Regions from separate parts of the Homo sapiens genome. Here regions 2, 3 and 4 are each linked to region 1. Evidence: chromatin loops called from intact Hi-C (ENCODE). Cell type or tissue: dorsolateral prefrontal cortex. All regions are shown on one strand. Links, peaks and the distances in the headings refer to the core of each region. The heading gives the core; the rest is flanking DNA. Region 1 has its middle 39 kb from the start of IFRD1. Region 2 overlaps DOCK4 (dedicator of cytokinesis 4). Region 3 overlaps DOCK4 (dedicator of cytokinesis 4). Region 4 overlaps DOCK4 (dedicator of cytokinesis 4).

Region 1 (5,388 bases), core at 282-5,281:
GGGAATTTGAGACCAGCCTGGGCAACATAGAAAGACCTCATTGCTACAAAAAAAAAAAAAAAAAAAAAAAAAAAAATTAGCCAAGCGTGGTAGTGTATGCCTGTAGTCCTAGCTACTCTGGAGGCTGAGGTGGGAGATCACTTGAGCCCAGGAGTTTGAGGTTACAGTGAGCCATGATTGTGCCACTGCACTCCAGTCTGGGTGACTGAGCAAGACCCTGTCTCTAAAAACAAACAAACAAAAAAGAAATGCACTTGTTATAGGGAATGTCCAAATGCCAGGCTTTCTTTTCTCTCCTGGGGCACTTCTGAGGACAGCCCTCCCCCTGCCACCACCCACCAAAGATCTTCTTATTACACTATTTTCTGACCCAGGTACTGTCCTTGTGTCTGATTTCTTATGACTTCCCCTCTGGTCCTATTCCAAAGTCCTCACCTGGGGTCTCCTCGTCCCTGCCGGCATCCTCTTGAGCAGGGTCCTCTGAAGATGGTTCTGGTCTGATGGCCCTCTGTGATGTCAATTTGGTCCATGGAAAGCAAACACCCTTGTCCACCATTGGGAGGAATGCTGCTGGCTCAGCCATAGTTCTCTGTTCTTGCTCTGGCAGCTCCATACAGTCCCTCGGTTCACACCCTTTTGGGCGAGAATCAGGTAACAATCTCTGTGTTCTTCAAACTCTGGGGGACATGTGTCAAGTTTCTTACTTTGGTCTCATGGCAGTCCCTTCACCAGCCTCCTTTTCCCCCTAAAACATTTCATTGTAGCCTGACACCTCCTTCAGTAAAGTCTTCCTTGATCCATTTCCTTCATAGTATTTCTTCACTGAACTATACTCTTAATATTTTTATACTTTTCTGTATGTATGCTAGACTTCAATAAAAATGCTTGTTTAAGCATTTTCAAAATAATCTTGTATTGAGAGTTACCCTTATCTTAGCTTTAAATTGCTTTGCTACAATCTTTGACAAGTTTAGGAACACATATATGTGAAGGGAGCTCCTTTACCTACATGAGGACCTAACTTGGGGTTCTTTTAAAGCAGTGGTAAGCACATAGTTAAATGACTTGGGGGGCTTATTTGCAGTCACCATTAACTAAAATAATGAGGCAACTTCTGTGTACCCTGGAGAGTCTAACAGAAAACAGAGGTTTTCAAGGGCTCCAGGCTGCATGTGAAAAAATCCCAGCAGCTAAGAGCTTGTAATTTGACATGAGAGTAATGCATATTTGGTTTAGTTTCGTAACTTCAGACTTTTTGAACCAGTTTTTTAAAACAGACATATATGAACTCTCTGAAATCAAGATGATAAGTCATCTGAACTGAAGAGTAAGCTAAATGACTGAAGAGCACTTTGTCATCTCAAATGGAAATATTTGGGGACCCTTTTTCTTAAATACTAAAGACAATGAAAAATGCCTTAGTTTTTTTGAATTTTACTTCTCACTAATCGCTGCCTCAGAGATTGTGTCTGTGATAGAAATAAAAACTTGTCTTTGGGAAGATGAGTGTGTATTTCTAGGTATCCTGCTGGTGCCTTAGCAATTGTTCTGTAAACCCAGCAGCGTTGCCCCCCAACCCCCCCAACTATTCTGGGTACCAATGGTAACACCTATGCCTTGGTTGAAAACTCCCACCATCACCTGGAGAAACTCTTTTATCTCACTGGATGGCCTTGAAAGTCAAGCCACATCCTTGTTGTCTTCTCTGGGTATTTTCTTTTTAAAGTAGGAAGGACAGTTCGGGAAGGTGACCTTCTGATGCAGCTCTTCACAGTTTAACATGAGGCGTAACAGCTGTGTCCTGTGAAATAAGCAACTTCTCCAAACAAGCAACAGTCCTTATTCATCATTCAGATTTTCAGAGGGAGATAAAAATCACTACTTGAAGTTAGCAATGGGTTAACCAAATTTGCAGACCACTCATTTTAACTTATTGTATAACTGTGCGATCTAGAAGGTGGAAAGACACAGTGTAATGGCTTATAGAGGAGATTATAAGAATTAGCTCATAGGTTAAAGATTTTCTGATGAGTTACAAAATGGATTTCACTCACAGGGGCAAATCTCTCTCATAATCCTTGAGGCATTGTACAAAAAAATAAAAAAGCACAGTTACTTTATGCACAATAGTTTTGACATTTTATCAGCATGCAATTAAAATCCCTTTGTCTAAAGTTCTGGTTCTAAATTCTTGAACAGATAGAAGCCCAGAAAGGACTGTGTTATGCATTTTAGAAAGAAGAAATTAATTTGACAACTCATAGAGTTTCGTCCTGGGAGGGAGCGAGTAGTGCGGTGCTGCACTCTATGGGCTGCTGCAGAAACATACAGGATGCATTTTGTCTATCTGCCAAGAAAGTCTTCCCGAGGAAATATCTTCAATCAATTCTCTGGAATAATCTGGCAGCCTGCTCAACACAGATTCTTCTTTCAACAGAAAGAAAAGAGAAATACAATAAATTAAGCAATAGAGGGGAAAAGTAGAACTTAAATATGTTAAAACTCCTCTGGTGGGTGCTGTAGACTGAAAGTTTATGTCTCCTGCAAAATTCATATCGTGAAGCCCTAACCCCTAAATGTGATGGTATTAGTGGGTGGGGCCCTTGGGAAGTAATGAGGGTGAAGCCTCATGAATGGGATTAGTGCCCTTATAAGAGGAAGAAGAGACCACGGACTTCTCTCTCTCTTCACTATGAGGATGCCGCAAGAAGGCAGCCATCTGTAAGCCCAAAAGAGGGCCCTCACCAGAACCCAAGCAGCTGGCACCTTGACCTTGGACTTCCCAGCTTCCAGAACTGTGAGAAATAAATGTTTGTTGTTTAAGTCACCCAGTCTATGGTATATTGTTATAGTAGCCCCAATTGACTAAGACAAAGGTGTTTAAGTGAAGTGAAGAAGAAGTGAAGTGAGGAAAAGGAAAACAACAGGAAAAGCAAGTTGCTGTTGCTCACACATTCAAAAACCAACTTGGATTTGTTCAAGTAGAAAAATCCAGGCAATCATAGACAAATGCCCCAACTTGGAGTTTGGGTGTATATTGCAATGGCATGGATATAAAAAGGAAAGCACAATGGTGTGTTTCCCCCATTGGCTTATCTGGTTTCCGATAATGAAAAAGAGTTTCACAAGCCAGTGTTTGCTCTTCATTAGAACACAGAATGAGACAAACAACGGTTCTGTGTGACTAGATTGTCTGCACTTGAAAGTTTGAATGCCAGAGGTTCTTTTGGGATGTGGCATTAACATGCACTTTAATCTTCTAGGACTTCATCAAATCAGGGAAACGTGCAAAATAGGAGAGAAAACACTTAAACATTAAAAAGGCATCAATTCATTTAATTTATTTAGATATATACTGACAATATGGTCTTTAGATATTATCATTGGTATATACATTTGAATTGGCTTTTTCCCCTCCATTTGGGAGCAGTTTTGCTGATATAGTTTTACTTTTTTTCTCAGATTTCACATGATCAAGAGTATGCCACTGCTGGTTAGATGGGACTGTGATGGATGTCTGATTTTAACAAAATTTGTTCTAAACTAGACTCGTGTCCTTGACCTTCGCCTTATTACCTCCATTCTCTACTAAAGTCATTATAAATTACTCTTAAATGCTAATTTTCTCTCAGTTCCAAAGATTCCTAGAGTATAGAAAAGTACTGAAGAAAGGGTCTTAGAAATGGGCTTGCTTGATTTCCTAATTTTAGTATTGAAAATCATGTGTCCTGGATTATAATCTATGGCTCCCCACAACTCAACTATTTCACATTGAGTCTTATTCTCTGGATCTTGTTCACTGAAAATCATTAGGCTCTTCTGTAATCACAGCAGTGAGTTGGTAATGAATCAATTAGCAGCCTATGGATTCTTATCTCATAAAAGATCAGAAAAAGCACTGGAGAAATCTATGAAACCTGGTGTGCAAAGAATGCCAGCTACCTCAGGTTAGTTGACTTCAATTCAATGAGACAAAAATAGCATTGATCATCTACTCCACCAATAGCTGTTTCTTATTTCCAATCTCTCAGTGCCACAGTTGGGCTTAAATCTGGCCATTATTGTAATCTAGCAGAGAAACACTGTCCTTAGGCTTTTGTGAAATCATTTGGAAGAAATGATTAATTGGCCACTGAATAAGCATCCTTCCCCCATTTCACTTTTGGAAGCAGGATTCTTTGTTCTGCAGCAATGGGCCCAATAGTAGCAATAATAAATATACTTTTGCAGCCTTAGGGTATGAACCCAGGACCGATTTAAGACAGGAAAAGAAGTCTTGTTCCCTTGCCATGGAGAAGGCCTGTGACCTAGTTCTGGCTCATGAAATATAAGAGCAAGTGTGCCGGAGGAAAGACTTTCCTCCTGATAAAGCAAGAGCTGCATGAGAAGAAAGTTACATTTGCCCACTCTCATCCCTTCCTGCTTTATGGAGCTGTTTTGTGAGGCTGCAGGCATCTTGTAACCATGAGGTGTTAATTCTGTGGATGAGACCCCTGAGAGCTGACCATACCTGGAAGAGCCTAGCTCTGAACTTCTTGTTTCTTAAGGTTTAAGCCTCTGCACTTGAATGTTCTGTTAGTTAGAGCTGAATGCGTTCCAGCTGCTACAGATGGTCGAAAGTCTGAGTAGGAGGTAATGCTTCTCCATGCTGCTGCCTGGAGGAGTATTAGAATTTGGCCATCCTACCTTCTATTAATTGCTGCCTTCTTGATTGCCACTTCGATTGCACAGTGCCCTAAGAGCCCTAAGGAGTATAGTTCAGTAAAGCCTGGGGGTGTGTAAAAGCAGCCTGTATTCACAATTGAAGTTGGGCTTTAAATGTGTGGTTTGAAGGGTATCACCATTCTCATCTAGCGTATAAAATAAATAAAATAAATTTATTATCCGCTTTCAGTCTGAAATTCTATTTGTGAAGCTTATTCCTAGAGTGTTCAAGATTTCTTTCTTAAATTATGTGTTTTCTTGAATGGAGACCAGCATCCTACACTCTTATCAGCTCCCATGTTAGCTGAGATGGAGAACTAACTGCAAACTGGGGATAAAATAAATAGAATTTTAGGACCTATGAGTTTGTAGAAATCTTTGAGATCATCCAACCTCACACCTTTATTTTGTAGATTTAAAAGAAAAGCCAAAAACTGTGGACCAGAAAGTTTCAATAGTTTACTGGATAATGTCCATAATCCAGGTTTCCAGGCTTCCAGTCCAGGGGATTTTTTTAATCTTGTTGTCAACCCAGATTAAGTGTGTGAACAGCACATTTAGAATGCCCGATGGAAGCCTGCTGCCATTTCTCTACCTGGGTCTGGAGTCTGTGGGCTTGAAAGTTTATTTGAATAGTTGGCATGCTTTTAGCAATGGAGGTGGGGGTGTGGGGCACGGCATAAA
Region 2 (5,388 bases), core at 86-5,085, 480 kb before region 1:
GAAAGAAGGAAGAAAGAAAAAAAGAAAAAGAACGGAGGAAGGAAGACAGGAAGAAAGAAAACACTTTTATTTCTTAATAGTCATACCTTGGTTTCTGAGTTTTAGCCAGTATTGTTCAATTTGTGAATATGCTTATTGCTGATTGCTTCTTTAAACTAAGTTAAGTCTTAAAGAATATAATTTTGACATCACTGAGGATAACCCAAAGGGTCTGACCATAGGCTCACTGTCTGAAGATCATCTTCCTGAGATCTTCGAAGTGGGTAACTCTGTCCATTGGGATGACTACCTTCTAATATGCAAAAGGTATGATAAGCGTGAACAAATAATCTTGTGATTATAACTGCTGGTTTGCAGATCTGCTAGTTCTAAATTTCAAAGCTTTGGGAAAGGCTTTTATGTTTTCTCTAGAGAAGTGGTTAGCTCATGGCTAAGAGTTATAAAGAACATAAGATTGAAGCAATACATAATGTCACAGAATGTCAAATGAAAAGGCATTAAAGACATGTGAAATTATTTACTTTCATTGAGTCTTAACTACAAAAGAAATCTGCTGACCAGCAATGAAAGCTGGAGAGGGGCTTCTCCACATTTGGTAGGAGTGATGAGAGCATTCGAAGGGATTTCAACATTTCCTTTTTAACTAAGGGGAATTTTTCACTTTAAAGTTTCCATTCTTATTCTGATTTAGTGTATCAACATTTCAATAGCATATACTGAGGACTATGTCTAGGTTTTTTAAACAGGCTTTGTTTGTTTTTACTGTAACTATTATTACCTATTTGTATTTTATTTCCACAATACCAATACAAAGGAATCCATGGGCTGCAAACCATTTAAAAAATGTGTATAGAGCATAGTGATGGGGTTCAGGACACATTACCCTAAAACATGGTTCCTTGGCATACTGACTATTTGGAGAGACACCATGTGCAGGAAGGTCTCTCGGACCTTCCCTGCCATTCTCCCCTGAGCAGGTCATAAGAAGTGCCCTCCGTATATTGGATGAAAAGTACATCCTTATCTCTGAAAACAAAGTGTTGCAGAGAAGAACCTGAATAAACAGGCCTTCCTAAGTTTCTCCCAGTTTATTGCCATTAGACGATACCTTTTTCACCCCCTAGTATTTCTCTACAACTCCCTGTTCTTCATCAGACCTACTATAAAAAAACTAAGATTAAACTGTTTCTTCAGGTGTTCATTTCCTAATGAAGGCTCTCATGTCACAAAGAACTTAAATATGTTTGTTTGTATACTTTTCTTTTGTTACTCTGTCTTTTGTTGTTGGGGCTTAATCCATGAACCTAGGATACATGAGGAAATATTTTTCCTCCTCTACAATAGTATCTATGATTGTAGTTTAATATCTGATTATTTTAATTTACTGAAATACTTCCATATTTTTCCTATGCAGCAAATCTTGCAAACAGTATTGCTAGTGATTATATCTAAATTAGCCATACATAGCTCATTTAGAAAATGAAATCAAGCTCTAATCACTACTTCCATTCACATCATTTGGATTTAGTTTTATTTTTTTTAAATACTGCATGAACTTTAAAAAATATCTTACGGTGTAATGTAGTAACATATTTTGAACTATATTTTTTCTTTGCTGTCATTAGCATGATTTAGATCGAAGGAAACAAGAGATATGACAACTGCATGCAAAATAGCCTGGATTTTCTTTTTCTTTTTTTTTTTTTTTTTTTAAGATGGAGTCTCGCTCTGTCACCTAGGCTGGAGTACAGTGGCACAATCTTGGCTCACTGTAACCTCTGCTTCCCAGATTCAATTGATTCTCCTGCCTCAGCCTCCTGAGTAGCTGGAATTAACAGGCACGTGCCACCACACCCAGCTAATTTTTGTATTTTTAGTAGAGATGGGTTTTCACCACGTTGGTCAGGCTGGTCTCGAACTCCTGACCTCAAGTGATCCACGGACCTCGGCCTCCCAAAGTACTGGGATTACAGGTGGGAGCCACCAAACCTGGCTAGGATTTTCTTTTGTTATAAAAGACGTAGAGAAAATTGTCAAAATCTGAACAAGGTTTGCAGATTAGATAACAGTATTATATCAATGTTAACATTCTGATTTAGATAACTGTACTGTGGTTCTGTTGCTATGTTCTGAAGTAAGCAGGGGTAGAGAGGGATCATGTCTGCAATTTGTTCTCAGGCAGCTCAGGAAAAGAAATGTATATATGTATGATGTGTATAGATGTGTATATGTGTATATATGTACATATGTGTGTATACATGCATATATAAGTGTATATGTACATATATACACACACAAACATATACAATCAAGGCTCTGATATAATCCTTAAGGATCATATCAAATTCATTAATGTTGCGTTATATGACTATATGCACACACATACATATATAAATGGAGGGAGATTATGCAAATGAAATGTAGTATAATGTTAACCTTTGGGAAATTACAAATTCTTTGTACTGTTTTCTACAAATTAGTTGAAAAAAAAACTTTAAAGAGAGATCATGGTAAAATATTTAGGAAACTCCAAAAGTCAGCAAAAAGGTCACATATTAAATGTCTAACCAATAGGTGGTGCCAATAAGTACTACTTTTATTTCAATGATACTAGAAAGCAAATACAATGTTCAAAAATCAGGTGCACTGATCAAATTCTTATGAATTATACCAACTTGGTAACACTGAATAAAATGACTACATTGGTATGTGTGGACCCAAAAATGCAACCTAACACTCTCAAAAAGCCTCCTTTCACCTCAGCCAAATAAAAAACACCATATATTTCCTGAATAGAGTTAAACTGCTCTCGCTATATATTGTGGTCTCCTTATGGAGTTAAAAAGTATAGCTGGCAGGAATACAACCATGTACACTCATCTAAGATACAACAAAGACTCTAGAAACTTACCTGAATAGCAAATATGATTTCTTCTAGGTGTAAGCTACATGTGCAAACCATAGAAAATATTTCATAAATACACAGATAATATGAAAAGACTTTGAAGTTTCTCTTGGGACATACTGAACCATAGCCAATGATTTTTACACACCGTTTCAAGACGTAGAACTTAATTTGCCTCAGTAAATCATATTGGCTCAGTCTAATGTCACATTCCTATAATTCAACTGCTGTCTATCAGAGGTGAAATTTATAATAACCATTTGCTCAACAAACCTAAACCAGGCTCACATTAATGAATACTTTTAGAATTTCAAATTCTCACAACATTGCCTTTGGATTTAAAATTCATAAAACAGCACAACTTTGGAGATTTCAAACTACTCAACCTAACTATATCTAACTGTGAAGATATAGTAATTCAATTTTTAAAACATCTTAAAAAGTTAAATGGATTGCTTGCAATTTTCTCCCAGTTTCTAAACTCAACTAAGATAGTGGTTAATGTACCTTTGCAACATAAGTCTTAGGTTAGAGGGGAAAAAAGCCCAGTTAATTGGTGAATCCCTTTATCTATTAACCAGACAAGATTACAACTCCAATAGCTAGGAGGACATCAATGAAGCATAAAGGGCCTGGAAATTAGCTGGTAGAATTTGTTTCCGAAACCAATTTCAAAGTTGCGTTTTTTTCTCTTTTTTTAGTGCCAGTGACTGAGGAATAGCAGGAGAAAGTGGGGAAAAACAGTACTTTTTAGAGTGAACTCAATTCTTTTGAAAACGTTTGACTGCACTGCTTCCATTTAACAAACAATTCTGTGGTCCAGAGAGAAAACAGCGGAAGTCAACATTATCTAACTGTTGTGACAGTTTAAACATTAGGCACCCTAATTTCCCTCTTCAATTTCTTGTGCTCTTGCTTCCCCCACTATCTTGAGGTAAGCCATGAATGTGCCTCCCTTTCAATAATGAAGCTGAACAGCTCTGGAATCCCTATCTGCTGGCCACAGAACTTCCATTCCTCAACCAAGGATATAGATCAAGGGGATACAGAACAATGATCTACGTAGACTGAAGGGTGGAAGCTTTGGTGGGAAGAGTATAAGTTTTGCTTTTCTTTAAATTAGTTTTTAGGCTTCTTCCTGAGCTTCCACTCTCTAGAGCAGAATATTAGAGTGAAGAGGCTTAGGGCTGGGTTTGCCTCAGCTTGAGAGAGGCTAGAAAGGATCAGAGAGAGAGACCAGAGAAACAGAAGGCAGATAGATGCAGGCTGCGTGGGCCTGGCTGGGCCTCAGGGTTAAGAGAGAAGGGTAGAGAAGGGCTGAGGTCACAAGGACAGCGGAGCAGACAGGGCTTTGTAGCAGAAGCCAGGTATAAAGTGCATACATTTGGTTGCCTAGGAATCTGAGCATCACAGCAGGCTGCAAAATGGGAATGGATCCTGCCAGAGGAAGGGGAAACCTTTTTACAAGGCTTTATGGTACAATGGTTTCTTTCATTCTTTGCAAAGGCTACAACACGTAGCTTTTCATTTCAGTACAAAGGCTGTAAACAGAAAAGGTATGACTCATGGAAAAGGGTGGTTTGGATCTCACTATCTGGTAGGGTTTCACTCAGGATTCCAGTAAGAATAAGGAGCTAGTAAAATTGACAAAGCACATGGAACATGTGGACACATCTAAACATGGGAGGAACTGCCCAAGGAAACAGAATGTGCTTCCCTTCCTTCCTGAAGTTAATCAGAAGGCCAACAATTAAGTTAAAAGAAACCAGGAAGAGATATTAGCAATCAAATCAATGGAGAGGAGATGAAGGAAACAAAGTATAGAAGGGGTCGGTTCAATGATCCAACATATCAATAATCCAATTGTGTTATTCTAAAAGTCTTCATTAAGGAGATTAAATCAGGATCCATTTCGAGACAATGAAAACAGACAACTTAAGAGGTAAGGATAGAATATTTCAGCTAGTGGCTTTAAAGTGGGTAAACAATAATAATAGCTAACATTAAACACACACCATGTATGATGTCCTGTGGTAAGTGCTTTGCATACATTTTTTCTTTTAATCTTCCCAATATCCCTTAGAGGATTCAAACCTAGGACATCCTGCTTGCAGAGAAAAAGCTCTTAAATACTACACTATACTCTCTAAGAGATGACTCCTGTCTGTAAGCAGAGGGAAATGTGTGGTTTGGTTTAACTGGAATCCTGACCTTTAACGCAGGCCTTAAGGATACAGGATCACTTATGTTAGAGTCTATCTAGAGATATAAATCAAAGCCTACCATTGAGAACTTCACCAACATTCCAGAGGCAATTGGGTATGACCTCAGAGTTTGGACAATTATATATTCAAACAACCTAATAACAGATGAATGTTGTCCTGCATGAGGCATATTTGAAGTGGGAAAGGACTGGGAGATGAAAAGGAGTTGGGAAAGACATGTAGCCAACAGTTCAGCATATCATGGTGAGTCAAGACCAC
Region 3 (5,388 bases), core at 139-5,138, 550 kb before region 1:
TATAAAACTATTTCAAAAAAATCATACATACACACACATTCATATGGGAAAATCATTCTTTTTTTTTTTTTTTTTTTTTTTTTTGAGACAGAGTCTTGCTCTGTTGCCCAGGCTGGAGTGCAGTGGCGCCATCTCAGCTCACTGCAACCTCTGTCTTCCAGGTTCAAGCAACTCTCCCGCCTCAGCCTCCCGAGTAGATGGGATTACAGGCACCTCTCAACACACTCGGGTAATTTTTTTGTATTTTGGTAGAGATGGGGTTTCACCATGTTGGCCAGGCTGGTCTTGAACTCCTGACCTCAAGTGATCTGGCCGCCTTGGCCTCCCAAAGTGCTGGGATTACAGGTGTGAGCCACCGTGCCTGTCAGGGAAAATAATTATTAATGGAATCTATTTTAAGAACTTTTTTACTTGGGAGGCTGATTAAAATTTCTTAAAATAAGCTTTAAGATAAGGTTAGTACTCACTCTGTTATTTATTCGGGAAAAAAAAACAGAAGAAAACAAGAGGCAATGGAACTTACTAACAGTTATTATAACAAAATTAATTTGAGTCACTGACCACTTGCTCTTGGGGTAAAGTAAAAAACAACAATAATGCAAAGTTTCATATAGCTTCAGAACATAAATTGATGAAAAACTTTTAAAAACAAAAGAGAAAAATAAGGATCCTATCAGGTACCTGTAAGCATCTCTGAAGGAGTGTTAAATCCCATTAAACATAAAAAACAATAATGTAATCATTAGTTTTCATTCTTTCCAGAAATAAAGTTTTAATTGCCATACTTTTGTATTTGACTACTAAATACATTTACCATCCAAATAAACAATGGTTTTGAGAAAATGCCTTTTAGTGTTTTGTTTTTAATTGCATCTGCTGACCAATGGCTACAAAATATACAAAATGGCTTTTCAGAGGCACAATTTCCTCCAAGAGACTCACCCTACCTGGGTTGGTATAAAGCTGGCTTTCCACGGTTTTGCCAATGCACTGCAGTTTGATGGCCTGCAGGGAATCATCCACATGCAGGATGGTCGGCAGACTGCCCAGGGTGTCCTGGACCAAGTTGGCTACTTCCCGGACATCAAAGAGCTTCAACAGTTCTGAGTACACGGCAGGGAAAGAGCTCAGAAACACAGCCTTAAAAAGAAGAAGACATTTAAATCAACTCCCAGATACGCCATGAGAAATATGCTGCAAAACGTCAGTGAGTTTAAGGACCGTGGCAAGTGTTTTTGAATGGTAGGAATAGAAGTATGAAATGTTTCTGTTACCTAAAGCTAAAAGGTAAATTTTTAAAAAGTGCAGCAGAATAGGACAGTTTTTGAAAAGTACGAAGCAGCAGCATAATAAAAACTGGGAAATTTTGGAAAATCACTGACATTAGCAAAAGGATTGACAAAAACCTCACAGAATCAGTGAAGTGCATCAAAACTGAATAGAAAGAATGCTCAACCAAGACCTGGATTGTAGTCAGTTATATTCATTCCTTTTGGAAGAAGCTTTCTGAAATGCTCACTTAAATCTCATTCACATTTAAGAAACCAAACACATTAATTCCTCCAAAGCACTCCATTTCTGATTTAAGAAAAAACACAGGACAGGGCATCAGAAGATCTAAGTTACACATAGTATTAGCTTTGCTTCCAATAACTCTGTGACTTTGGAAAGTTATTTGAGCACCCTTTAGTTTCATCATTTAGGCTTTAGTTTCATCTCCTGTAAAACAAAAAGATCATTACAAGAACCCTCTGGGTTGCTTCAAGATCTATTTTAAACCAAGAACTGTGTGTACAGACTAAGAACAATATTTTTATGTAAAAAAAAAAAAAACCCGATCATCATTTTTTATGGGGAAAAAAGATGCTCACATCAAATCTCAAAGGGCATACTTAAAAAATTGGGCTAGGATTGTACACCAAAACAAACCAAATCAGCCTTTTAAAATTCCATAAAAGGAGGGCAATGGAAGAAGAGTCGACTAGCTTCAACTGTACCTAGTCAGGGAAGGAGGCACGAGTTTCTAACATGCTAAAATTCAAGTGCTAGTTGGCGTACCAATGAGATCTGACTCCATCAGAAAATAGGTCGCGTCTACATGTGCTGATGATTCAAACACAGACTCACTCAAACTCAAATTTAAGAATTTTAGTATTTATTTATACAGCAGCAGCAAAAATATCTAGAAGAGCCAAGATCTGTTTTTGATGCCAGCGCCATCAAAATACTCCAGATGCTATAAGTCAACAGCAATGGCCCTTGGCTCTTAAAAATTATAGATTTACTTGAATATATTTAAAGTTAATAACTTGATATTCTCCGTTACAGCCTGCATTTATATAACCTTCACGTCACCCTGCAGAGCTGAGTCATACTGATGAAGTTAAATAAAATGAGCCCAGCTTTCTGATTACTGAAAAGTCAACTAAGTTGATTTTCCTCAGGTATCCCTTAATTTATCCATTATTTCTTTATTTATATGTCTTGACTTCAAAAAGGCATCTGAATGTGCCTACAGTGTAAGATACACATATAATAGGATGATTAAAAAGGATAAAGAACAAGTATCTTGTGATGAGGGGAGGAAGACGGCTGTGCCAGGGCAAGCTGAGAGTTTTTACTGCAAGTGAAAATAAAAGTACAATTTAGTTTTGACCTTCCTAGTAGCCAGGACACACAGGGAAAGATAACTATTGGGAATTGTCTAGCAGGGTTTGGGGCCTCTATTCCTTCTGACATTCTTCTTCTTTTAGGGATCATGGGTTAGCAGGTGTGTGTCCATGAAATAGAAAGCTAAGAACCACTGCTGTACCAGGTGGGTTAGCCCTTAGTCCTTCCAGGACAGGGCTAACAAGAACAGTCATTAGCAAGTTGCATTTGGGGCAGGAGGACTAAATGAACCTACCCAGTAGGACCAGGATGCATACATCTGTGGGGCAGCTTCCCATCAATCCAACCCAAAGGACTGTGGTGATGGCCTCTAGAAGACAGGGTTTGCCCTGAGTTGTAGCCCACATGGAAAAAATGCAAAATGGAGCAAGAAAACCAGGTTTCTGCCTATAAGGCAGCCTAATAGTAAAGCTTGGACAAATTCAGAGCCAAATTTTATTTGGCTGTAAATGTGGCAGGCAGGACTCTAAGACGACTCCCATGACCCTGTTCCCTGGTGGTGTTCCTGTGATTACATAATGTCACATGACAAAAGAGATTTTGCAGATGTAATTAAGATTACTCATCAGTTGACCTTAAAATATGGAGATTTATCCAGGTGGGCCTCACCCAATCACATGAGCTCTTAAAACAGTTTTCTCTGGCTGGTAGCAGGAGAAGTAGTCAGAGAGATTCAAAGCATGAGGAGGATCTGACATATTGTTGCTGGATTTGAGGAAGGAGCAGCCATGTGCCAAGGACTGCAAGTGGCCTCTGGCAGCTGACAGCACCTCCCCCCACCGGCTGACTGCCATCAAGGAAATGCAGACATTAGTCTTCTGAAAACAAAGAAACATTTCTGCCAATAGCATTAAAAGATCATGAAAGCAAATTCATTTCCAGACCTCCAGATAACACATGAAAGCTTACACTTTGATTTTGGCTTTAGGAGATCCTAAGGAAAGGACCCAACCAAGCCTGCCTGGAATTCTGACCTATAGAACTGTGGGCTAATAAATGAGTGTTGTTTAAAGCCATTAAGCTTATGGTCATTTGTTACACAGCAATAGAAAACTAACACATCGGATCCATTGAATTAGTGGTACTGCCTCTGCAAAGAGAGCATGGGATCAAAAGGGAACCTGGTACAGGCAGAGGTGTGTGGCATTTCTTGTCTTCCCCAAATACACAGAGGCAAAGTTCTCATTGCTTAATAAAGAAAACTAACCATTTTATCATTTTATATGGATTTTTTCTTAGCATCAAAAGAAACATCAATTATCACATCAAAATATATAGGTAAGTGATACTGCACAAAATAACAGAATGACTTCAGTAGAGTTTACAAAGATATTCAGAAACCTTATGGACACATTTACATATTATCTCTTGATTAAAAGCTGAGAGCAAAAAATATCAAATATGATTCTTTGAAGGTGCTAAAGTTGTTTCTAAAATTTGCTGTGGGATAGAGCTCAGAGAATCAAGAGCAGTGGGAGTCAGTGTGTTGAAGAGGTGAGAGCAGAGCTGCTCCACTCTGCTGTACCCCGGTGGCCCAAGCCACCTTAGGGGGACCTCCAGGATCCAGTGGTACAACTAAGGTAAAAAAAAAAGTCTCCTGAATCCCTAAGAAGAAACCATGCCTTACGGTTACTCTTAAGAGTAAGAAAATATTTTTCAGGTGTGAATTAGGCAAGTTTCATCTCTGTAACTGATAAAGGGTAAAAAGAAAAATCTCAGGACGAAAACTCAAATTCTGAATTACTTTTGTAGAGACAGTAAACTTCTAAGAACTCTGATCTGAAGGAATGCATGGTTAGCCTGGTGGATTATCCTGCTCAAATATCAAGTGCTGTCAGCAGGGTTTAGCTAGTAGTGGGCAACTTGACACTGAGGTCTCTGGCAAGTTCCCATAGTGCAGTGATTGTACTCTTGACTGCAAAGGCCAAAATGACATTTAAAAGAGCCTGAGTTATATCCTTGCCCAGATGGAAGATGAGTCCACCTCTATAAAGAAGAGAGGAACAAGAATAGACCTCTCAACAGTCAGAAAAAATACAGCACATTATCAGAGGGCTGGTGCATTCCCGGTGTTTTGCTTTCTGAACATCACATAGTACCAAATCATAACAATACTGTTAAGGATCTAATTTTGTCTCCTAATCTCCCTTTTTATGTCCCAGTTCTCAATGATTACAAGTTTCTCTAACCTCTAGGGCATGGTAAGAGGCTGCTTCTCCTTCTGACAGGTTTTTAACCAAGTCATTAGAATTAAAAGTATACAAGAAGAATCAAGAAAGTATAGGGAAAATATTCAGAATTACCTCATGGAACATATTCAAGGCCATGCTATTTGGGAAGTAGATGGATCCTGTTCTTAAAAAAAACATGTGGGGCTACTTCCGGTAATGGAGTTTGGCGGCAGCAGCAGCTCTGCACTGGTCTTAAAAGATCAGTCCCAGGATGATTAGGGTCAAGTTCAATAAAACAAAACAACATGCAGCTTAGCTGAGTCCAATATAATGATTCTCAAGTTGACAGATTAAAATGCAGTGAGAAGCTTGGGGAAAAGAACTGCAAGAGATTGGCCCTAGTGAAATTCCTTCCCCAGGGCTGGTGGTGACAGCATGTCCAGTCGTCAGTATGTGTTCTGGTAACCGGAAATGAAGCTGATGCAAACCAATAGCCTCTCCATGCAGAGAGAGAAGGGAAAGGCAACCCACTTCTGCTCAGCTGGTA
Region 4 (5,388 bases), core at 86-5,085, 670 kb before region 1:
TCATCAACTTTTTTTCAAATTAGCAACAAAAAGTCCGTTTAACAATATAGAAAATCTTAATAACTTAGATTGACAAAGAAGTCTGCATGAATTAATGAAAAGTCTGAGATTTTGACTCCTGCCAAAGGAATGCCTTCGTGTTAGATTCAGCTATACACTGTGACTTCGTACCAGTTAGCAGTGCATTCCTTCATTGAGGTATAAGTAGAATGACTTCCAGCCTAGGGCCCAAAAACAGGCGAGTGCGTCTAAAAGGCATAAAATATGCCTTCTTGTTATCTGTACAAGTATGTTCAAAGCATGAATTTGGAAATAAGTGTTATGTCTCCTTTCCAAAGATAGTGGTGAGGAAAATTTCAGCTTAGTCTTACTGAACTATCATAAATGCCATATTAGTAGTGTTTAAATAAAATGTTTGCTTGCAGGAGTTATACTGGCTCTAAAATCCCTAAAAACTACATTTTTCTTGTATAAAAAAAATACCTTTGGAAACTTTCTGATATGTACATAAGTAAAGATAATTTTAAAACAGACCCTCAAATCATGTCTTTTTTTCTTTTTTCTTTGAGACACAGTCTCGCTTTGTTGCCCAGGCTGGAGTGCAGTGACATGCTCTCGGCTCACTGCAACCTCCTCCTCCCAGGTTCAAGCGATTCTCCTGCCTCAGCCTCCCGAGTAGCTGGGATTACAGGCATGCGCCACCATGCCCGGCTAATTTTTGTATTTTTGATAGAGACGGGGTTTCACCATGCTGGCCAGGATGGTCTCGAACTCCAGATCTCAAGGTGATTCGCTCACCTCGGCCTCCCAAAGTGTTGGGATTACAGGCATGAGCCACTGCACCTAGCCAAATCATGTCTTCTTAAAGAAAAAAAAAGCCATTTTGGAATGCTAAGAGGGGCCGGGCGCAGTAGCTCATGCCTGTAATCCCAGCACTTTGGGAGGCCAAATTGGGCAGATCACTTGAGGTCAGGAGTTCGAGACCAACCTGGCCAACATAGTGAAACCCCGTCTCTACTAAAAATACAAAAATTAGTCGGGCGTGGTGGTACACACCTGTAATCCCAGCTACTCACGAGGCTGAGGCACGAAAACTGCCTGAGCCCGGGAGGCGGAGGTTGCAGTGAGCCAAGATCGCACCACTGCACTCCAGACTGGGAGACAGAGTGAGACTCGCTAAAAAAAAAAAAAAAAAAAAAAAAAAAAAAAGGCAAGCTAAGAGGCAGCTAGTGAGTGGCAACACACTCTGAGAGTCCTGGACTGCAGAAGGAACTTGGGGCAGGTCTCAGAGCTGAACCTTGTGCAGCGTGCCTAGGCTTTTCCATCGCTTGCTGATGTCGTCTTAAAGCGATGGGGCAGTTTTAAGAGAAACGTCTTTGTAGACTCTAGAGACCCATAAAGCAAGAAGAGTGTTTAAAGGTTTGTCCTTAAGCCAAGTTCTTGCTTGTTGGTCTGTTCATCAGCACAGCAGAATGAACAGAAACACTCATGATTGAGACAGAAAAGGAATAAACACAACCAGACAAAAAGCTAATTAAGTACCTGCATGTTAAAGACTTCATCAGAGCTTTCTGATTGCCCTGTAATATTGCTTACTTCAGCAGAAGCTTGTGAGGACAGTGAGGAGGAAGAATATCGGTTGACAGCTGGGTAACTTAACGGGCTGTTTCAGGGGGAAAAAAAAGGTCATTAACTCAGTCTCCAAATTGTACTTTATCATGTGCTAGAATGCTATGAAACCAAAGGGGGGAAAATACATTCCGTTTTGTTTTCTCCTGTTTGCCTCAATATAATCAAATGTTTGAGTTTATTTATTTCTCATGCTGTTGCTGTTTTACTGGTGGCAGAGGTCTGCAGCTGCCTCGCGGGTTAGTTATTTCATTAAGAAATAGCGTATTTGACAAATTGTGCCATAAAGAATGAGAGAACCATTCCAGATCAGCTTGCGGGTGAGGCCAAATTGTAAGATAATTTGGAATATGACTTACCTGCGTCTAGGAATTACCCTGGTACCATCTGGGCTCACAGAAGCAGGTGCTGAGTTTCTACACACACGAGGGCTTCCATTAGGAAAATGGACAGGACTGGCTTGCATACAAGCAGAGAACTCCTAAAGATGTAGTAAAGGAAATATCTCATTACAGTAATGATTTGGGCAAAATAACTTATGAGACAGGTTAGCATACTAGGCACACATCCTAATTGCCATCAAGTCTTCACATAGGGAGCTATTAAAGCAAGTTCCAGTATTATTTGGCTTTCCCTCACTTACATTTGTGTTTTCCCAAAAGGAAAGCCTCGCAAATAGCAGACAAGGCAATTGTATTTGAGGGCTCCCTGGTAAAACAGTGCAGTTTGGTAGAAAAACCACAAGATGTCACTATTGGATACATCATCATCCCTTTAACAAGCAAACGGCAGTGATCAGGCTGCCCCGCCATGGACACCTAAGTATACATACCTGTATCCCTAAGCTCGACTTCATCACAAAGAATTGGTCAACCAGCTTTTTGTGAAGGGGTCTCATATCTTGAGGTACAAACTTCTCATGCACGGCCAAACCAAATTCCAGAATCTGTGCCTTAATTCACAACATAAGGAAAAAACCTCACATCAATGACTACCTCTCACTAAGTGCCTGCTATGGGCCGAGCACTTTACTACGCATTTCGCTTGCATTATTGCTAATCCTCTGCCTCTGACAAGGTAGGAACAGCTGTCACTTTACAGGTGAAGAAAAACTGAGGATCTGAAAAATCCTGCATGGATAAAAGACAAATGGGGATTAGAACTTGGTTCTGATTTCAGACTTAATTTTCCTACTCCCCCAGGCTTCTTTCCCATGTATTTTAGATCTATAATTATAATGCCTCGTAACAGTTATGTGTCCTTTTGGCCCCTTCCTTCTCTCCCCAGGGTGGAGAAGGAATAGGGGCATGTGCTGCTCACTGTTAAGAGGGCCGGCAATTCTCCCTTAAAGATCTCTTCTTTGCATGGCACCCTCTCCCCCCACATTTCCCTCTCCCACTAGGTTCCTCTGTGCTCATCCATCCCTCCCACAGACTTTCAGAATCTGCCAGGGAGGATGGAAAAAACAAAACAAAAAGGAATTCTATGACAGTTTCCATGCTTCTTGTTTTTGTTTAAAAAGATTATTCCTGGCCAGGCGCGGTGGCTCACGCCTGTAATCCCAGCACTTTGGGAGGCCAAGGCGGGTTGATCACAAGGTCAGGAGTTCAAGACCAGCCTGGACAACACAGTGAAACGCTGTCTCTACTAAAAATACAAAAATTAGCCAGGTGTGGTGGCACGTGCCTGTAGTTCCAACTACTCGAGTGGCTGAGGCAGGAGGATTGCTTGAATCCGGGAGGTGGAGGTTGTAGTGAGCCAAGATCATGCCACTGCATTTCAGCCTAGGTGACAGAGCTAGACTCTGTCTCCAAAAAGAAAAAAAAAAGAAAAAAGAAAAAAATCCCAAAAAACATTATTCATATTCACTTATAATTCAACGAGAGAGCAGGTCCTACTTAAAAAACTTTCCTGCAGTGAGGATCCGAAGAGATGAAGGTAAACATTCAACCTTCCTTTGTGCAACCATCAACAGTGTGTGATTCCTTTGATTCGAGCAGCAGCTGTCTTTTGTATTTTAAAAATGCCCCCCATGCTAACATGGTCAAAAGGACAAATTCCATAGACTGGGAGGAAAACGAATCCTATATCACCACAAGGTTTTGTTGTTATTGTTGCTATTTTTAATCTTTGCAGCTCGTGAAGATTTTAGGTTGAAAGCTCAGGTCAAACAGGACTGACCCTGGCGGGTTGGGGCATCCAGCACCTTCCCTAAGGGACGGGGCTCTGGATGCTGCCCACTGCCAGCATATTTGCATAACAAATATCAAGGATGCCTTTGAAAGGCACACTTGGAGTGCAGTGTGTATGAGGCATAAAGGGAGAGGCTACATCTGTGATGAGGACATGGAAGGGATGTAGGAGGTGGATCTAAACGCAGAGGCCCCCAGTCTTCTCCATTTTAAACACTAGCGTTGGGTGACTTCCCTTTTGTTCACAGAATGTTGCAAGTTGGGTTCTCTGGGAAGTAGACTCCAGCATGGATTTCATAATGTTTATCAGGGTGTACCTTGGGATTGATGCCTGTCAGGGGGAGGGACAGAAGCCGGACTTGACAAGAAAAGAAGTTGAGCTGCACAGCAGTCCTGTCAGCTACTGCCAAACCCAAGGGACCTCTGGAATGTTCTTAAAAATTTATCTGTATTTTAATCTTTTTAGAGACAGAGTCTCACTCTGCTGCCCAGGAAGGAATGCAGTGGTGTGATCATAGCTCACTGCAACCTCGAACTCCTGGGCTAAGGTGATCCTCCCACCTCAGCCTCCCAAGTAGCTGGGCCTACAGGCATGCACCACCACACCCAGCTAGTTTTTAGGTTTTTGTAGAGATGGGGTCTTGCTATGTTGCCCAGGCTAGTCTTGAACTCCTGGTGTCAGATGATACTCCTACCTCAACCTCTGGACCTTTAATGGTCTGTCAAAGTTGTCCTGTGTTGGTCCCAAATGGCCAGGCTTTCTATTGCTTCCTCAGTATGGGATGTGCACCACTGAGAAGGTAGCAACCTTGGGCCAAGTGGCTCTCTGCAGTGGAGGCAATCCCTGAAGGGCCTGACAGCTGGAGATGTCTGTTGAGAGCCACATTTCCTGCAGCTGAGGCAGAGTAAGTCTGTCCTGGAAGGAGCACTGGGGTGGTGCATGTCTCTGTCCTCTAGAGAGTTTATCTGAACTACTTTGCAGAGGTCCAGAGAAGGATGGTGCCCTCTCCAGTCCACCTCCCCACAGAGATGATGAGACTTGGCCAAGGGCACATTGACAGTCACGTGCACTGCTTGTCTTATAACAGAGATCTCACATTTTCTAGGCCATGGCTCTTTCCACAAGGTTTCAGGAACATAAGCAGGACGTAGAAGAAATAAAGGTTCCCTGGTTTTATTTTTCTTGGCAGTCTTCTTGACCCTGAGCTACCATTTAATTCTGGGGAAATAATTCAGTCAGGCTGAATCCAGCAGATACAGTCCTGGGGTGGAGTGAACCATTCATAAGAGGTAAAACACAGATCTTTAAAAATCAATGAAGGTTAAAGTCATTGCATAATCCTAAGTAATGGATGACCTCAACTGCTCACTTCTAGTATCTACAAACACCCAGAGTCACATTGAGAACTTGACTTATTCTTTATTTCCTTACAGATCAGCTTCAAGTAATTCTTCTCTCTCTTCTGTGGCCACCTCTCTCCCTGTAGTATTAGGTTTTGTGGACTAAGCCTACAGAGCATAAAAGATGGATGAAAACCAGACACGACCTCATTTTCTAATCCAAAGA

The links. Peaks named below come from ENCODE experiments on the same cell type or tissue, not always from the same donor. Only the 100,000 strongest peaks of a DNase experiment are listed, where the experiment ranks them.
Region 2: it touches region 1 in a loop (2.3-fold over the local background); 8 of 110 quality-filtered maps call a loop at or near these places.
Region 3: it touches region 1 in a loop (2.5-fold over the local background); 19 of 110 quality-filtered maps call a loop at or near these places.
Region 4: it touches region 1 in a loop (5-fold over the local background); 66 of 110 quality-filtered maps call a loop at or near these places.

The regions. Positions count from the first base shown.
Region 1 is chr7:112,409,074-112,414,461 of GRCh38, forward strand. No RefSeq gene overlaps it. Among named protein-coding and RNA genes, the nearest start is that of IFRD1, 39 kb to the right of the region's middle. In dorsolateral prefrontal cortex, for the core only: CTCF peaks have their summits at 2,286 and 2,488; a DNase peak (open chromatin) is centred at 2,308; H3K4me3 peaks cover 731 bases.
Region 2 is chr7:111,926,894-111,932,281 of GRCh38, forward strand. All of the region lies in intron 12 of DOCK4 (dedicator of cytokinesis 4), which reads right to left. Among named protein-coding and RNA genes, the nearest start is that of DOCK4-AS1, 120 kb to the left of the region's middle. In dorsolateral prefrontal cortex, for the core only: a CTCF peak has its summit at 2,598 (motif pointing right); no DNase peak of the experiment used is centred there; H3K27ac peaks cover 1,658 bases.
Region 3 is chr7:111,862,425-111,867,812 of GRCh38, forward strand. It overlaps DOCK4 (dedicator of cytokinesis 4), which reads right to left. Exons shown (of 53, transcript NM_001363540.2): 23 at 948-1,140. Among named protein-coding and RNA genes, the nearest start is that of DOCK4-AS1, 57 kb to the left of the region's middle. RefSeq lists an enhancer at 4,821-5,388. In dorsolateral prefrontal cortex, for the core only: no CTCF peak of the experiment used is centred there; no DNase peak of the experiment used is centred there; H3K27ac peaks cover 1,895 bases.
Region 4 is chr7:111,739,552-111,744,939 of GRCh38, forward strand. DOCK4 (dedicator of cytokinesis 4) reads right to left here. Exons shown (of 53, transcript NM_001363540.2): 45 at 2,462-2,581; 46 at 1,989-2,110; 47 at 1,543-1,663. Among named protein-coding and RNA genes, the nearest start is that of DOCK4-AS1, 66 kb to the right of the region's middle. RefSeq lists an enhancer at 3,328-3,969. In dorsolateral prefrontal cortex, for the core only: CTCF peaks have their summits at 2,373 (motif pointing right) and 2,575; a DNase peak (open chromatin) is centred at 2,440; H3K27ac peaks cover 3,274 bases.